Regions from separate parts of the Homo sapiens genome. Here region 2 is linked to region 1. A link is a loop called in an ENCODE intact Hi-C map of the cell type or tissue named here. Cell type or tissue: ascending aorta. All regions are shown on one strand. Each heading gives the region's core, and the rest is flanking DNA. Links, peaks and the distances in the headings are about the cores only. Region 1 overlaps LINC02955 (long intergenic non-protein coding RNA 2955). Region 2 overlaps LINC02955 (long intergenic non-protein coding RNA 2955).

What was found. Peaks named below come from ENCODE experiments on the same cell type or tissue, not always from the same donor. Only the 100,000 strongest peaks of a DNase experiment are listed, where the experiment ranks them.
Region 2: it touches region 1 in a loop (2.5-fold over the local background); 5 of 110 quality-filtered maps call a loop at or near these places.

What each region holds. Positions count from the first base shown.
Region 1 is chr12:22,728,143-22,731,062 of GRCh38, reverse strand. The region is part of intron 1 of LINC02955 (long intergenic non-protein coding RNA 2955); the gene reads right to left. Among named protein-coding and RNA genes, the nearest start is that of LINC02955, 30 kb to the right of the region's middle. In ascending aorta, for the core only: no CTCF peak of the experiment used is centred there; a DNase peak (open chromatin) is centred at 1,165; H3K4me3 peaks cover 820 bases; H3K27ac peaks cover 2,317 bases.
Region 2 is chr12:22,786,226-22,789,145 of GRCh38, reverse strand. The region is part of intron 1 of LINC02955 (long intergenic non-protein coding RNA 2955); the gene reads right to left. Among named protein-coding and RNA genes, the nearest start is that of LINC02955, 88 kb to the right of the region's middle. In ascending aorta, for the core only: no CTCF peak of the experiment used is centred there; DNase peaks (open chromatin) are centred at 956 and 1,445; H3K4me3 peaks cover 809 bases; H3K27ac peaks cover 2,500 bases.

The DNA.
Region 1 (2,920 bases), core at 157-2,656:
AAGAGAAGGCAAAATTAGGAAATAGAACCAACAGAACTTAAATGAATGACCCTGAGGAATAAGGAGAAGAGAGAGGTTGAGGATTTTCTGAGTAGTCTGAGCAGATAGTAAACCAATTAAATATAATAACATTATATGTATTTCAAAAGGAAAATATTCAAACACAATTACGTCCAAAGACTTAAGGAAGCAGTCACGTGCTTGCATTTATTTGTAATAAATCTTTGCATTTAAGAGACAATTTATATTTGACATTTTTAAACAAAGGGTAATTAATAACTATATTCCTATTACTTAAAATCACCTTGAATGTGTAACAGCTACCAATGCTGGGTCATCTTATTGGCAATGATATGCTTTTCCAAACTGGGGGATAACCCTTAAACATGATGTCATGCTCAATAATGTTCTCAACAAAGTGTCAGGTAGTTTCCCTTCAGTTTACACGGCAGCTGCATTCTTAAAAAATTTCATGTATGTTTAGGCGGTACAAGGGCCTATCATGTCCATAGGTAAAATGAAGTTATATTGCAAGCTTAGAAAATTGTAAGTGGCTTTTTTCACCTGCAAGAATGGCTGGGGGGAACATTTGAAGTTGTACAGAACACAGGACATTTCTTTGTGTGAGACTGTCCTATGCTCCACAAGATCCTTAGCATTCCTGCCTTCTCGCATGCTATTGTTAATAGCCAAGCCATTGTGAAACCTAAAATCACTGGGATGATTAAACATCTTCCCAGTGAATTTCCAAAACATTCTTAGGGAATGGTATCACACTGACCCCACTGAAAACTAGAGTGCTTGGGGAAAGTTCCAGAGAAAACACCACAGTTTCCTCTTTTCTTAGCAGCTGGGGAGACCATTTTAGCTCCGGAAAAAAAAAAAAAATCAACTCTTTAAAAAGAACTTTGATCCTGCTAGTTGAGAAATCTTCTTTGGTATGACTCAAACTGTACAAGACACACTGATGGCCAATCAAAAAGGATGAGAAGGAAAAAGACAGTATCACATCCATGCTTTCATTTTTAAAGTTTCATTTCTATCTCTGAGAGCTTGTGTTACCTTAGGCAATTCATGAACCGTAACAGGCATTTCTTCATGCCCTGAGTGTCCAGGGTAGAGCTGGGAGCAAGATATAGAGAATGGCTCTATCCTTTACTTAATGGGTGGGCCTCGCCCGCTGGTTTGTTGGATCCAGTATTGCTCTGGAGCCAGCTTTCACCAGCTTTTGAGAGCCAACCTAAATCTTCAGGAATTTTGTGAGCCAACTGACAATATGTTGGAAGCTTAAAATTGGCCATAGCAATAATATTTAAACCATGGAAATTGGCAAACACTAAAAATCAGGGCTCTCCCCACTCCCCAGAGCCAGTTGTTAAACATTTACCAGTATACTACTGGTTGAAGCACTCCCCCATCCTGTAAGAAAGGGAGAGGTCGTCACCGGGGAGGCATTTTACAAATGCCCATAATCCTCTATGTTCTGTCAGCCTCATAGGCTGCTCATTATACCCTCATGCTTGGTAATAATGCTACAGTAATGTTACTTAGGGACATGCCGATGCTATTTTTCTGAAGCACCTATGCAAGCGTCTCATGGGTGGGCAGTCCCTGTGCTGGGCACTGACAGACAGCCAAAATGGCTCGCCCTAAATAGACACCTCTGGAAAATCCTAACATCCCCATCTGTGAAGGAATGCATTTCATTCCTCCCCTCCTAATCTTCTTACGGTAGCTAATCTTTAGTCAAAGCTTCAGCTTAGACATAAACACTAATTCACTCACTCTTCAATCAATCTGCCACTATGGCAAGACCAAGCTTGGGGAAAAGCCACAGTAGCCTCAAAAGCAACTTGAAACTGACAAATCCCTTAGCTTCAGTTTCTGGGCCAAAAAGAGTTAAGAGTTTGTCAGCTTCAAGTCACTAGAGGCTTTAGAAGTCAGTCAAATCTGCCGACTCAACACATTTTGCTTTAAATAGGAAAGATGCCAACTGAAGCTGAATGGTAAAAGATTTCCAGGGACTGGTAAAACTAAGGAGAAGGGAGGAGAAAAGAATATGTAGTGATAGTAATAATTCCTTTTTCAAACAATGTAACAGTACTTTTACTAGATATTTCTTCTCCTTTTTCCATTATGTCCTCTGCGTTAAGTATTATTTTGGCCATTTTAACAAGTGGCAAAATTAGAATGGTCAGATAAATTTCCCCATGCATTTGGGGAAATTGGAACTGAAATCCTGGTCTGCTGATATCTTCCTCTCAATCGTTCTTACTCTAGATATGTGTTTCCCATTTGGTAACAGGAAGATAACATAACTAAAACATCCCTTGAGCCACATCCGTACTTAGGCTTTTATGCACATGAATCTGTTTAAAAAAATAGTTGAAAATAGTCAGATATCCATTTAGTTCAAGTGAATTCTAGCATTAAAAATATATATAATCTGTGATAACGTCATATGCCATTATCTCCTTGTATGCTTTTTTCTTTTTCCAGCTTTACTGAGGTATAATAAAATAGGCATACTATAAACACAGTAGGTATACAATCTGATGTTTTGATATATGTAAAACCCATAAAATAATTACCACATTTAAGAGAGTCAATACAGTCATCCCTCAGTATCATTGGGGGATTGGTTCCAGAATCTCCCTCAGGTATCAAAGTCCTCAAATGCTCTACTCCCTTATATAAAATGCTGTAGTATTTGTGTATAACCTATGCACATCCTCCCATATACTTTAAATCATCTCTGGATTACTCATAATACCTGATACAATGTAAATACTATATAAATAATTGTTAGGCTATGTTGTTTAGGGAATAATGACGAAAAAGGTCTGTGCATGTTAAATATGGACACAAATTTTTTCCAAATATTTTTAATCCACAGTTGGTTGAATTCACTGATGCAGAA
Region 2 (2,920 bases), core at 215-2,714, 58 kb before region 1:
AAGCTGGAAACAACTCAAATTCCCACTAATAGGTAAATAGACAGATAAATCGTGGTATATCCAGACAATGGAATACTATTCAGCAATACAAAGGAATGAACTATTGATACAGATGACATAAATGAATCTCAAAATAATTATGCTGTTAAAGAAATCATAACGACAAAAAAGAGTATACTGTATCATTCCACTTAAAGAAAACTCTGTAAAATGCAAATTAACCTATAGTGGCAGAAAGCAGATCAGTGGTTGCCTAAGGGGGTCAGAGGAAGGAATTACTAAGGGGCACAAGGAAACTTTTGGAAGTAATGGAATGTTCTATGGTGAAGATTTCACAGGTGCATACATATAACTAATCAAATTGCATTCACTAAATAGGTGCAGTTTATTGTATGCCAATCACACCTCAATAATGAAAAAAATTCACAGGGAACAGCTCACTCTCCAAATATTTCCCAAATTCTGATTTTCACCAAAGTTCACTCTGCCTTTGCTTTTGCTGTTCTCTCAGGTTAAGAAGCTCTCTCTCCTTTCCTATACTTATTCCTGTCATCTCACCTGTCTATCAAAAGTCTTCTTGCTCCCCAAAGTCTCAGTCAAGCTCAAGGAAAATGCCATCTCCTTCAAAAAGCTCTTCCCACTATTCTATGTCTACCTGAGTTGCTCCTGTCCTTATAATCTCATCTGGTTATTTCATTTTGTCTTCGTAATACAGATAACTTTTTTTTTTTTTTTTTTTTTTTTGAGACAGGATCTAGCTCTGTTTTCCAGGCTGGAGTGCAGTGGCATGATCTCAGCTCACTGCAAACTCCATCTCACAGGCTCCAGCAATCCTCCAGCCTCAGCCTCCGGAGTAGCTGGGACTACAAGCATGCCACCACACTTGGCTAATTTTTGTATTTTTTGTAGAGAAGGGATCTCCCTGTGTTGCCCAGGATGGCAACTGGGCTCAAGTGGTCCACCCGCCTCAGCCTCTCAAAGTACTGGGATTACAGGCATGAGCCACAGTGCCCGGCCCAGTTAATTTTTACGTACTCATCATCCCCATCACACCAAAAGTTCCTTGAGAGAGAGGCTGTTACTTTTTTGTTGCTAATTCTACCTACGGCCTAGCAGAGCTTTTGGTTATTGAAGTACTCTGTAACTGCTTCAAGGGTGAATAGCTCCACGGAAGGAAGAAACAGAAAATAACATATTCCATTCCCTTAGCTCAAGTTTTCTTCTGAAAGGCAACCTCTATTCTAATACTCCAGTTCGTGCAGATGTGCTGAACAGCACTCATGTGTTATCTACACAAGGAGCTCATTTTAAACACGTCTCCCTGGAGATAACCTCTTAACCCAAAGGAACGATTCTTGTGGTAGACGTTTAAGACATTCTGGCAGGCTGGTGGGGAAAATAGCATTAAGAAAAATAAGACCTTACAAAATGCCCTCGCATGATCCTGAGCTGGAAGTCCGCCCTCAGAACAGTGGTACAGGAAGTGATCGCTCACTAGCTGAGCCAATAGATTTTTTCCAAGTTCCCCAGTGATCCCTAGGGAGTAGCTGTGAGACTTGAAGAATCTGTGTTGCCTCCTGTGTTACCTGAAAATAAGAGATTTCTGTTGTAATTTTTTTTAATAGATGAGAAAACCAAGGGACAAAGGGATCCAGAGGTGACAAAATTTACAGGCAAAACAGATGTTAAGTATTCTAACTCTCCTGAGCCCAGGCCAGAATCTCTTACAGAGTTTTTTAGAAAATGTTTCTTTACTATTTTATTAAACACTGGAAAAATATTTGACATCCTACCAAAGCTTTTGTGGTTTAAAAAGCAGTACTAAGAGTTTGGGGACACAGATTGCTTATTTGGATATAATAGAGAGTACAATCATATTTTCATCAGTGTGTAGTTTAAGAGCTATTTCTTTTTTTTAATAGGCTGATATAACCTAATTCAAAGGAAATAGAATGTGCGTTTAACGTAGTAGCAACTAAACAGGCTTCACAGACTGTGGGAAAGACCTTTGAGGTTGAAGTTAAGAAATGTTAACTTCTCGACCGCTCATAAACCCTGACAGCATAACAGATTATGTACATTTTTTGCTAGATTGTAAAACCCATGAATGTAAGGATCTCTTATTTCCTGATTTAGCCTTATTCATTTATTCATTTATCATATATTCTCTCTGTGTGTTTTATATATGAAAGACTGTTTTGCACCTGGGACATAATGACAACTGAAGTCTCCTTCTCTAACTGAGCTTACATTCTGGTAGGAAAAGATAACCAATCAAATACACATAGCAGAGAGTGACAAACACTCTTCAGAGATTTAAACTAGGGCATTGTAATTGAGAGTTATCAGCTGGCCACTAGTTGGATGATCAGGAAAGCACTGTTTGAAGAAGTAACATCTAAGATAAGAACTGAATGACAAGGAGAAACCGGTCATGCCATGAGCCAAAAGTAATGGCTCTAGACAAAAGTAATGGCCTGCTAAGGCACAGAGGAGACTGGCATGTTCTAGGAAAAGAAATATAGTGTAGCTAGAGCCTAGATGTGGAACAGAGGAGCAAGGGACAATGAGAAAGAAGAGGTACAAAGGAGCCAAGCAAGGAGGGGTTTGTAAGAAAGAATAAGGTGCTCGGATTTTATTCCAAGTGTAACAGGAAGTTAGTGGAGGGTCTGGGCATTAGAGTTGCATGATCTGATTTATCATTTTTAATGATAATTAATGATCCCTCTAGCTACCACCTGGAAAGTGGGCTATTGGGGAGGCAAGAGTAGAGGGAAAGAGATCAGTTAGGATAATATTGCAGTAGTCTAGGAAAGAATGAATAGGGACTACTATTGGACTAGTGTAATAGTAGCAGCAATAAAGAGAAATGGATAAAATCAAGACATGTTTTGTAGGTAGAACTAACTATGCGATTGGA